Linked DNA regions of Homo sapiens: region 2 is linked to region 1. The links are chromatin loops, found by intact Hi-C in ENCODE. Cell type or tissue: IMR-90. All regions are shown on one strand. Links, peaks and the distances in the headings refer to the core of each region. The heading gives the core; the rest is flanking DNA.

The links. A loop is a pair of places that touch in the nucleus more often than their neighbours do. Peaks named below come from ENCODE experiments on the same cell type or tissue, not always from the same donor. Only the 100,000 strongest peaks of a DNase experiment are listed, where the experiment ranks them.
Region 2: a loop joins it to region 1, with 21 times the contacts of the local background. A loop is called at or near these places in 1 of 110 quality-filtered maps.

Annotation. Positions count from the first base shown.
Region 1 is chr9:82,199,327-82,207,307 of GRCh38, forward strand. All of the region lies in intron 1 of LOC105376107 (a long non-coding RNA gene), which reads left to right. Among named protein-coding and RNA genes, the nearest start is that of SPATA31D1, 210 kb to the left of the region's middle. In IMR-90, for the core only: no CTCF peak of the experiment used is centred there; a DNase peak (open chromatin) is centred at 3,705.
Region 2 is chr9:82,081,702-82,085,845 of GRCh38, forward strand. All of the region lies in intron 1 of LOC105376107 (a long non-coding RNA gene), which reads left to right. It also overlaps the pseudogene DDX10P2. Among named protein-coding and RNA genes, the nearest start is that of SPATA31D1, 95 kb to the left of the region's middle. In IMR-90, for the core only: no CTCF peak of the experiment used is centred there; no DNase peak of the experiment used is centred there.

The sequences.
Region 1 (7,981 bases), core at 2,741-5,240:
GGGATGTGGCGGTAGTGGTGTAGATTATTCATGATTTAAAAAACAGAGTACAACATTTTGAAAACATTTCTGATATTTTGTTAACTATTTTAGTAGAAGACTGTTTTTGACAAGACTCTCATACTCTGAACAAGTTATTTATTGTTTTATTAAAATATAATACACTTGTGTCTTGCTCCTGATGGGCCTTTTCCAAAAAACAAACAAGTTATACCTAGAGAGTTCTGCCTAGCACACATCTGGAAATTAACTTCTGTTATTTCTTTAATTGGTAAAATTAGATTAAGTCATACATGTCGAATGAGAATCAAATGAGACATAGAATCAAATGAGTTGAATATGTGAATAGTGATATTCCCCTCTACCTATTACTTCCAAATGAACGCAAGTAAGAATTTTAAGAAAAATAATGTTGGTCACATAAGGAGTGTTTGTTTTAGATCCAGGATATGTTTACAGGATGCCAGATACTTATGGAAATTTAAATATCTATGAATATTTGAAAAGCATTAGCTCCATTAGGACATAGAGTCTGACTTTTCTCACTGTTATATTTCCAGCACACAGCACTGTCTTGTAGTTAGCACTCAGTAAATATTTATGGCATGGATAGGTGAATGAATAAATGAGTGGAATATTTGAATCTTTCTTTGGTTTTAATCCTGATTTTTTGAGATTGTACAAACATAACAAGAGTATACTTTCAAACTGATTCATAGTTAATATGGGATACCTGGTGACCTAAGAAACAAACCTGACTTTCCTAACTACTGAAGTCTCATTTAGGAAAAAAAAAAAATACAGGATGCCTGGCACATACTTAAACTAAAAAATTCTTCGTTGTTGATCTGAACTTCAAATGTAAGTAGGCATCTGTGTTTTTTATTTGCTAATTCCTGGCAATTCTATAAAAACAGAGTGATGTTGCTGGTGTCCGAAGTTAGTTTCTGTAGAAAACTCTCTCGGGGCGCCTTTCTGTTCCCTTTGAATCACTCTGTCCACCCATCCTTCAGCTTTTCCAGGCTTTGCTAGTAACTTCTTCCGTCTTCAGTTTAGTCCAGATGATTGCCTTTGGGCTGGCTCTAGAGCCACCTTGTCCACAAGGGCAAGTTTTGCCCCCAGGATGAGGCTGAGTGTGGAGCTTGATCTGAAACTCCATTCTTGCTTGGCTGCTTCTTCTCTATTCTGCTTTTCCCACTCCCTAATTGGCTTCTCCTGGGAGCACTTACTTAGTGAATCAACTACAGGTGCAGGACCTGCTTCTAGTATACCTGATCTAAGATGATTTTTTAGGCTATTTACCTCTATGTAGAAAGAAGGTTTACCACCAAAAAAAAACAAGCAATGTAAATCTTTAAAAACGTTCTCACTTGAAAGAAGTCTTTCACTTTTCACTAAGCTTTAGATCATAAGCGAGTACTCTGTTTACCATGTGGTCCTAAAGAGTAGCAACAGAACTTCCTTCACCGAATGGGCTGTGGTAAGAGCACAGTGGGCCACAGAAATTCTCTTTGTCATGGTAAAATCAGAACTACAGCCAAAATGGAAGTGGGTTAACATGCTGAGGTTGCAGTATGGACTCTCCTGAGGATGAGAAATGCAATATGTCAGGTAAGTTCATTTATGTAAAGTTTTCTCTGGTGTGTTGTTTCTACAAATAGCAAATATCCACTTTAGTCTTACCTTTTTTTTTTTCCTGGAGAGATTTGTGGATTGTGGTTGGGTCAGTCATCTTGTTCTCAGATTGAACCTAGATTGCCATCTAATTTACATGACCCAATGCATGTTGGCTGGGGATATTCTAATGAAGAACCGTATCTTCATCATCTATTCCTGCATAGCAAATTACTCCAAAATTAGCAGCTTAAGACAACAAACTTTTATTATCTTGCACAATTTCTGATGGTCAGGAATCTGGCTGTTTACCTGGGTGTTTCTGACTTAGGGTCCTTCATGATGCTGCAGTCAGTCCTTCAGCGAGAGCAGTATTCTCTCAAGATTTGGCTGGGGTTGAGGGATCCACTTCCAAGCTCACTCACATGGTTCATTGGGCTGCCCATGACATGACTCCCACTCCAGTGAGTGACCTGAGAGAGGGAGAGAGCTCGCACAGGAGGCACTGAAGACAGAAGCTGCAATCTTTTGTAACCTAATCTCATAAGTGACATACCATTACTTCTGCCATGTTCTATTCATTAAAATAGAATGAGCTCATATTAAAGCGCAGGAGAGTTAAGCTCCACTTTTGAAGGGAGGAGTATCAGAGAATGTGTGGATATACTGTTTTTTTGTTTTGTTTTGTTTTGTTTTGTTTTGTTTTGTTTTGAGATGGAGTCTAGCTCTGTCGCCAGGGCTGGAGTGCAGGGCGTGATCTTGGCTCACTGCAACTTCCACCTCCCAGGTTTAAGGGATTCTCCTGCCTCAGCCTCCCGAGTAGCTGGAATTACAGGTGCCTGCTACCACGCCCAGCTAATTTTTGTATTTTTAGTAGAGATGGGGTTTCACTGTGTTGTCCAGGCTGGTCTCGAACTCCAGACCTCATGATCCACCCGCCTTGGCCTCCCAAAGTGCTGGGATTACAAGCATGAGCCACCGCTCCCAGCCATGGATATACTTTTAAAACCACCATAAGTGGTGTTCCCCAGAGTAGCAGTACTTGAATGGATTACTTTTATTCAGCAGATATTTAAAGAATACATTTATGTACCATATATAAAGAGAGCACATATATGTGGAAATCTAGAAGCTTCAGATAAAAAGGATGAATAAGACAAAGTTCCTACCATTAAGATACTGGAAGAGTGAACCATTTATTATCACATTATTGCAGTGGAAAACCACTTTGTAGCAGAGGTTCTCAACCCTGGCTACACAGTAGAATAGCTAGGGTGCTTTCTAAATATATGGATATCTGATCCCACCGAACAACACTTAGTAAAAATCTTTGTGGATGGGGTCCGGACATCAATACTTTTGAAAGTTTTTCAGGTGATTATAATATGGAGCCAGTTGAAAATTGTTTTCCAGTTTAAAATTTGCTCAGCATTTACTGTGATTTGACTTAGTTTGAGTTCCTCCAGAAGCTGACCCTGTGACAAAGATTTTAGTGGAGGTAACTTATTCTGAGGTGATCCTAGAAATTGTTCACAAAGGAATGGGGAAATGAGACAGGGAAGGCAAGGAAGCCTATCCAGAATGCATTAGCAATCAGGTTACCACTGCGATGGGGAACTATGGAGACAGTGTAGATCACTCTTCTTCTTCTTCTTCTTATTTTTTTTTTGAGATGGAGTCTCGCTATGCCACCCAGGCTGGAGTGCAGTGGCATGATCTTGGCTCACTGCAACCTCGCTTCCCAGGGTCAAGTGATTTTCCTGCCTCAGCCTCCCAAGTAGCTGGGATTACAGGTGCATGCCACCATGCCTGGCTAATTTTTGTATTTTTAGTAGAGACAGAATTTCACTATGTTAGTCAGGCTGCTCTCAAACTCCCGACCTTGTGATCTGCCCACCTTGGCCTCCCAAAGTTCTGGGATTACAGGCATGAACCACTGCACCCGGCCGATCACCCTTTAGTGTTATACTTAGCCTACATCTCCCACTTCCAGGGGCAGGGGAGATAAGGTGTTTGTTCATCATGTTCATTACTCAATGAGTATTCATTACATCATGTTTATTACTCAATGACTGAGGCTGCTCCCTGGCAGAGTCACAGGTTCTTATAGCTGAAAGCAATCCAAGTCAGTCTGCAAGAATGTAAGAGCTGAGGGGATATTCGAAGGGCACTAAGAGTGTCTGCCATACTCCTTAATTTTTTAACTTGTAGGATGTATTTACTGCTTCCTTCTTTGAAAGGTATTTGGCTAGGCTAAATGAGATAATTAGCCTGTATAAAGTTCCTAATACAGTGACTAGGGGATAATAGGACCTCAGTAAATGTTGGAGTGGCGAATAAGACCTTCTCTGTTACTTAGAAGTTTTTTTTAAGCAGGTGGGTATGAAGATGATCATATCACTTAAGTCAAGTGAAGTAGTGATCCTACATAGCTTAAGGTAATTCCAGGAATTAAGTGAATTTTAGCACTTATAACAGCAAATAACAGGGATACAGAGCTATGTCTGGGAGAGAATTTGAGCTTTGGATTTAGGCAAATCTGGGTCCAAAACTTGGCACTACTACTTATTAGCTGTTGTCATTGGGGAAGTCACTTAACCAGTCAGATTCTTATTTATAAAGTGGAAATAATACCTACTTTACTAAAGAATTGCATCTGGAAAGATATAAAATAAAATCTGTAAAGAGTATAACACAGTGCTTAGTATAGGCATTTAGTTCCCCAGTGAACCCCATGTTGTGTTTGGAATCATAGTCACATTAATTCCACTTTCTTACTAATTGCAAGCTCCCACCCATGGAGAAAATTCAGCAAGTTGCAGAGTTCTTTTACCAAAGTATTTCTAAGAACCCCCAGAAAAGTATCTTAGTTGTGCCTGCCGGTAGTCTTATTGCTGTTATGGCCAGGCAAGCAAGGGCTCCCAGACAGTGGTCTTGATTTACCAGTAGATATCTGTTCCCGATTGTGCCGAACCTTCGGGATTAAACTCTGCTGACACTGCCTGAGTAGCAAAGCTGTACTCTTGCATAATAACAGTTACTAAGTATTTACTGTGTTTCAGGCACTGTTGCGTTTTATGTAAAATTTAAAAATCTGATCTGCAGAACAAACAATGTTATTGTCTCCAGTTAACTGATGTGCTTGAGCCCAGCAGTTTGAAGTGACAGTGAGCCATGATCATGCCACTGCACTTCAGTTCGGGTGACAGAGTGAGACCCTGTTTCAAAAAATAAATAAAATAATAAAAAATAATAATTTTTAGAAGTCCTGCTTGGTATTACCTGTGATTTTTGGATCTGTGGTTTGGTGTCTGTCTTTACTTTGGAAAATTCTCCACTGTGATTTCTTCAAATATTTCTTTTGCTTTGTTCTCTCTCTCTTCTCCTTTTGATATTCCAATTATACTTACGTTAGACTTTTATATATTGTCCTACAGTATTGAATTATCTGATTTTTTCCCACCTTTTATTTTTTTCTATATTTCAGTTGAGTAATTTCAATTGACTCAGCTTCCAACAAATTAATTTTTCCCCTTGTGTTAAGTCTACTGATGAAACTGGCATTCTTCATCTCTATTATCCTTCATTTCTATTAGATTTGTTCTGATAGTTTCTGCTTCTCTGTTGAAATTGCCTACCTGATTTTGCATGTTATCTGCCTTTTCTATTAGAGCCTTTAACATATGAATTATAGTTATTTTAAATTCCTTATCTGATAGTTCTAATTTCTCTTCATATCTGTGTCTGATTCTGTTAATTTGTCTCTGACATGGTGCTTTTTTTATTCTTACTTTTCTGTAATCCTTATAATTTTTTTGGTTGAAAATCAGACATCTTGTGTAGGATAGTAGAAACTGAGGTAAATAGTTTTTGTGCTTGAAAATGAGTACACGTACACATTTTCTTCCCCTTTAGAGTAGGGATTTGTTGTTGCTGTAATTACTCTCAGTGTACTACAGACTACAGATTTCTCTGGGATTACTTTATATTTAGGGTGGGAGTTCATTTTCTGGAGGTTTTTCTCAATATTTGCTCAATTCGTAGCTTTAGGTGTCCCCTTTGTTCTGTGTCAGAGAGGTCCCCTCTTCATATTCCTGCCTCTCTTCCAGCCGGGTATCAGGGTTAATTGCTATTTAATGCTTGTTGGCCTGATTGAGGGGTGGGGTGGGTGAAAGTGGCATTATCTGCTGCAGTTAAGCCTCAGTCTTAGGCAGCTGCTGTGTCCATGGGTACAAGGGTTGGTCTTCTTAGAGCTGCTGCCCCATTCCCAGCTGTAGACCTGGGCCCAGCATATATATTCCTGTCCCTTCTGCATAGGTGAAGGCTATGTGTGTGTGTGTTCACTCATTAAAATAGGTTTATACCAGGGCCCTAAGGGTGACAGTGTTTATTGCACTTTCTCTAGCAATTTAAAACTTTGGTTCTGACGGGAAAATAATCTGGGTGACTGCTGTTCCCTTTTGCAAGTGTGCACCAAGAGGAACTGTTTCTCTAGACTTTCTCCAGTTTGTGTGTGTGTGTGTGTGTGTGTGTCTGTGAGAGAGAGAGAGGTCTGTGGGAAAGAGCCTATAAGTGTGTGCAAAATACCCTTGTATCTTTAACTTCCCAGGGAGTGTACATTCTTTCATGAGCCCACGCTTGGCCTTTATTAGTTTGGTAAAATTTTTGTTGAATTCTTCCCAGTGTCTGGCTGTGTGTCTCTTAGGTAAGCAAGTGCTGGTGTCCTGAATCTTCTTGAAAGCACCTGTCTTTCTGTACATTTTCAGTTTGTTGGTTGCCCTGAAGTTTTAGCCTTCTGATAAGTTCAAGAAAAATAATGAATTTTCACATTATCCGATGTTTTTTGGTTTTATTTTAGTAAGGGCAGGAGCATGTTCTTTTCGGTTTCCTACATCCCTGTCAAGTCCCACCTGTTTCTAAAGGAAGTTTTACCTTGTTGATGAGGCAGAACCAGGATACAAATTAGACAGTGATTTTAGGCTCCATATTCTTAGCCACTTGGCAACTGAGTTGCTTCATATGTCATTATGTCATTGTTAGTGTGTCATTTGATGTGATCTAAAATGTGGCACAGAGTCTGCTCACATAAGCTTCCTGGACTAAGATTTTGTTTAGGGATCCTACAACTCATATACCTTTAATTTAATAATCTCTGCAATATCATTCCCAAGTAAGAAAGCAGCAAAAAACTCAGAATTTCAGTTTTGTGCTTTTAACACTACTTAACAGTTAACAAACTCCACTGTTCTAAAAACCTGCTTCTGTTTAGTTCCCTTTTTTGACATATCCTCATCTGCCTCAGCCATTTTTCTTTTCCCCAGTGCCTGCATATCTTTTGGGTCAAATAATTACAATGATAGCAAACATGTAAACAGCACTTAGTATATGCTAAGCATATGCAAATTTACTCCTCACCACAATCCTATGACAGACACTATTAATATCATCCCTGTTTCTAGATGAGGAAAACTGAGGCATGGAGAGGTTAAGGTTCACACTGCTTATGGTAGAACAGGGATCTGAATCAATATTTTCTGGTTCAACACATCAGGTTTTTAACCTAACTACTAATTATCTAAGGTTGCTAATTACTTGCATAACATTTCTCTATTTTTTTTTTAGCGACTAGTTGTTCTGAGCACATCCCTCATAAAGAAAACTACTGGCTGTGTTTTCCAATCTGGGATGATCCTGGCCTCTTAGTCAGCGTTCCCCACTTTTGCTCTGACCACTTAGCTTTTATGCATCGTTCCCATACTCCATGCCCTAAGGCTAGTCTCTGACTCTCTCTGCTTTCTGGCTTTCCCTGCCCCAGATGTTTTATACTGTTTTCTTTTGTTTGTTGAAAGAAACAAATTCCCAATATCTCTAACATATAATCTTTAACAAAAAACCTTAAATCCTCAAACTAAACAGAACTTAAGTGACCATATGGTGGGTTTGTCCAAGGTAGGGAAGGTGGTTTTTTTTTTTTTTCATATGTATAAAAAGGAAAAACATAATTACATAATTATAATCATTAGTTCATATATCTTTGTTAGAAAACTTGAATGCCATGATTGAGGGGGAAATTACTAAACCACTCCACGTATTCACTTACCTCAATATTTTTTTCACCCCAACAATAGAACAATGATCTCAGTTCTGTTACCTGTGAAGTCATTCTGTTTTGGTACTTCCCATTATTCATTCCTGTCCTTCCACCACCTCCATTTTTGATATATCACTCACTTTGGTTGCATCTGCCTTTAGGGGCTATTTCTAATGACAATGCTTAAGTGTAATATTTACCAAGTTAATAATAATGTGTAATAATGAGGAAAAGTGGCACAAGTAAGCTGCATTCATACATTACCTTTTAAAATTA
Region 2 (4,144 bases), core at 684-3,183, 120 kb before region 1:
TCCCCTAAATGAAACCACACCAAACCGCATTATTTTCTTCTCTGTGGCTTCGAGTGTTTATGTTGTGATATTACATTTTCACAGATGTTATTACTGATCTGTTGTGCCAAAGAATGATTTTGAAGCTCATTTATCAATAATTATTGCTCTGGCCAGTATGAATGTTCCAAAAGAGCAAGCAAATGTGAGGAACAGATCTTTTGATTTCTTTAGTAATAGGTCATGAATAGCTGTTTCTTGCCTTTAGTACCTTTTTCTATGATTTGCTCTTGGCATTGCAAATACATTTATATTTTCAAAAATACAGGAGGGCCACAAAGGTCTTTACCATGTAATAATTTATAAATTGAATAATATTCACATTGTAGGGTTATTGAGGATTGCATGAGATAAAGAAGTGTCTAGCACCAATGCTGATTTCTTAGCTGATGAAGCTGACTTGACTTACTTAGCTGTCAGCACCTACATCCTGTTAGTAATAATTGTGAATTACTGCAGACATCTCTCAGAATTCCCATGACATGTCTTTCTAGAAAGCCAGAATTTTTCTGAATATAGTTTTATGAACAACTATCTTAGTTCTCAGGTACTAATTCTCTTACTGTCTGAGAACTAAGATAGTTCTCAGATACTCATGATAATTTTTATTTTTTCAATTAAAATGAAAAATTATTTAGCTCCTACTATGTGTGAAGAATTTGTGTACTAGATATATAGGGAGCAAAGATAAATGCATCACAGTCTACACAGGTTCAAACAGTAATTTGAAACACTAGTCACACTTTTATTCCATTAAACACTGATTTTTCCTTCCAGTTTTTGGATTTTTCTTGGCTACATGCCTGGAAAAACCTTAAAACCTATCAAGAAGACATATACCATTCATGCCACACATATAATATCATTCATTATTTTAATAACTCTTTTATTTATTATTATTTTTACATATAAACAGCTCTGGAGGCATCCTATAGAGAGAGAAACTATGGCACAGATCAGGTTTCACTGCCACTGTGTTTGTTAGTAAACCAAGTATCCCTAGGTCCTCTGGGTATCAGGGCCCACAGGCCCCTTTTGTATCTGAATAGTAATAGTAGATCTCCCCACTGCCACATTCAGCATAACCACAGGAAGACCTGTCTTCAGGTTTTCATCCCTCTTGTATCTGGAAATCCCCAAGGAACACATTCTGTTTTCCAAATCTAATTTTGGGGGATGGATTTGGGAGTCTTGTGGCAGCTTCTCCAGGCTGCTTCCACACTCCCTTGCAACTTTGCTCCAAATGTGAAAACAAGCCCCTCATCTGACCCTCTGCAGCATACTTATGGTTAAACGCAAACATTTTGCAAACTCTACTAAAGAGCTGCAGGTGATTCAGGAAATTACAACACAGAAAAAAATTTTAAATATGAATTTGCCTATTATAACTCCTAGAGTTCAGAGGCCATATTCTTTTACAGGATGATGTCTACTGGTTTTCCTTCTTCTCTGTTCCAACCCAGTGGCAGTGTTTACCTCCACAACAGGAGTGAGAACCTTTGACCAGGTTTTCTTTATTCAGAGACCTGACACCCCAACTTTCTCTTGGGCTAACTGTGAAGAAAAAAGAATAACAAAACACTTTCTCTTTACCTCCAGGCTGTGGTCCATGTTGCAGTAAACCTATAACCTCCTTTTCAGATGAAACTCTACCTCTATTTAAGAAGGCCTTTTATGTTATTAGATAGAAGAGTTTAGCATCTGGTTTTCTCAGCTCACGCATTCCTGAAAAGCAGGATTTATAAATTCAGATATCTTTGTAATCTGGTAAATATAAATGGGTGATGGGCTGGGCACGGAGGCTCATGCCTGTAATCCCAGCACTTTGGGAGGCCAAGGTGGGCGGATCACGAGGTCAGGAGATCGAGAACATCCTGGCTAACACAGTGAAACCCCATCTCTCCTAAAAATACAAAAAAAAAAATTAGCCAGGCATGGTGGCAGGCGACTGTAGTCCCAGATACTCAGGAGGCTGAGGTGGGAGAATGGCATGAACCCGGGAGGCGGAGCTTATAGTGAGCCGAGATTGTGGCACTGCACTCCAGCCTGGGCGACAGAGCAAGATTCCATCTCCAAAAAAAAATATATATATATATATATATGGGTGATGTGGGCTTGGTATAAGAAAATGTATGCTGTCTTCAATCTTTTTTTGAAATAAATGGTTGGACTTCTTGGGTGTACTTTTTAACACAACCTTTGATAGGAAAAAGTTTAGGAAATATTTAGCTTAAGTGGGATGACATTTATCTGACATATATAATAAATAGGGAAAGATGGGGACCATGGTAAGTGGATAACAGATGCTTCACCTACAGAGAACCTAGGACTCAGATTTAGCTGTTGACACCACATGAGAGCATGAGTGGGGCATTCCCAACTCTTCCTACTATTTGGAGAGACAACAGGAATTCCCATTTCTATGAGGTGACTGTTTTTTAATTCCAAAATTTAAAAAACACTATGAGGGTTGATATTGTATGTTTCAAGTGAAACATGTTGGTAGGCCACATCTGACCTTGAGAGTGCAATTTCTCAGCCTCTGTTGAAAAGGATTTGGGCTTCACTTTTGCAAAGCCAAAAGGCTAGAAGTTCAATGGAAATGTTTTTGTTTTTGATTTTGTTTTGGCCAAATCTATAAATAGTGTTTTTATTGTTTTGTGGAATAACAGGATCAACAAGTTATGACATTATTATAGTATTTTGTCCCTGCTACATAGACAAGATGAAGATTTTGGGAAGAACAGTAGTTTACCTGAAAATATTTGATTTAGTTACAGGAATTAGTTTGGATAGAAGAAAGGACATGAAAGGTTTGGAATCAGGCAGACCTAGGCTTAAACCCACCTCTGACATTCAAATGTAAGTTGGTGTAACAGACAAACTCTGTGACTCACCTTCTGATTTGTAAAATGGGAATAATAAAGCTTACCTTACAAATAAGAGTAAGGCCAGATAATTCATACAACTGGCTGGTCCATAGTAAGCGTTAAAAAATACCAGTTTCTTCTTTTCTACCTCCTGTTTACTTGGTTGTTTATTAATTCCCACCATTTGCCTTAGTTCCAAAGCCAGAACTTTAAGTTTGTTTTGTTTGTGTGTGTAGGTTTTGCAGTGTTTAGAAGTGGGATGGCTATCTCAACAAGTTCCAACGAATTCTTAGTTTTATCAAATGGAAGACTCTCTGGTCTCTTGCCCAGGATTTGTTATGGCATTGCCCCAGTACATTTTGTTGTATTCCTAGTACTGCATTAATCCATCTAGCTGTGCTCACTTGATGTCCAATGGCTGGTCCTGCTGACATACCCTTAGCAACCTTACTGTGCTTGTAAGTATCACCCACAGCAGGCAAGTAGCTCCTCCACCAATTACACATTTAATTGTTTCACTAGTTGCATATATTTCTCTGTTACATTGTCATTCATATTATTTTTAGTGGAATTTGGGGCAGAAAAGCTACTATCATTTTTTCTCTTTGTCATTATTGGTTTGCATAGCCAGTGCAAAGCAATCTGAAGAAAACACAGGTTGTTTATCAGGAATGCTATGTTCTAGTTGTTCTAGTAGCAGAAGGTCCGCCATTAACTGTATGCCATTAGGCAATTCTCCTGATTCTTGGGTGCTTGGTTATCTCTTTTGTAAATCCAAGTTAATAATAGTGTTTGCCCTGCTAGCTCTCTGGGTTGTCATGAGATAATAGATAACAAGGAATTTCCCTCTGCAAATGCAATGTGACTGAACAATAAAGGTCATCATTTTAGAATTTTAAGGAATAGGACAGGGTTCCTCAAACGTTGCTCTATACTAGAACCACCTGGGGAGCTTTCAAAGCACCCCATGCTCAAACACAGCTTATAGTCATTAAATCAGACTCTGGTGTGGAGCCTAGGTGTTGGTATTTTTTTTTAATAGGAAATATGTTTATTATTGATCATCTCAATTCAAAAATACTCATTCTTTCTCAGGGCTGGTCCATCATACTCAGTCTCTTTGCAAATATTAAATACATCAAAATCATGAGCAATTTTAACAGTAACATAGAAACTTCTGTACAGTAAGCGAGACAGGAATTTCTAACAATGACACAAGAGCTCCAGAACTTGCC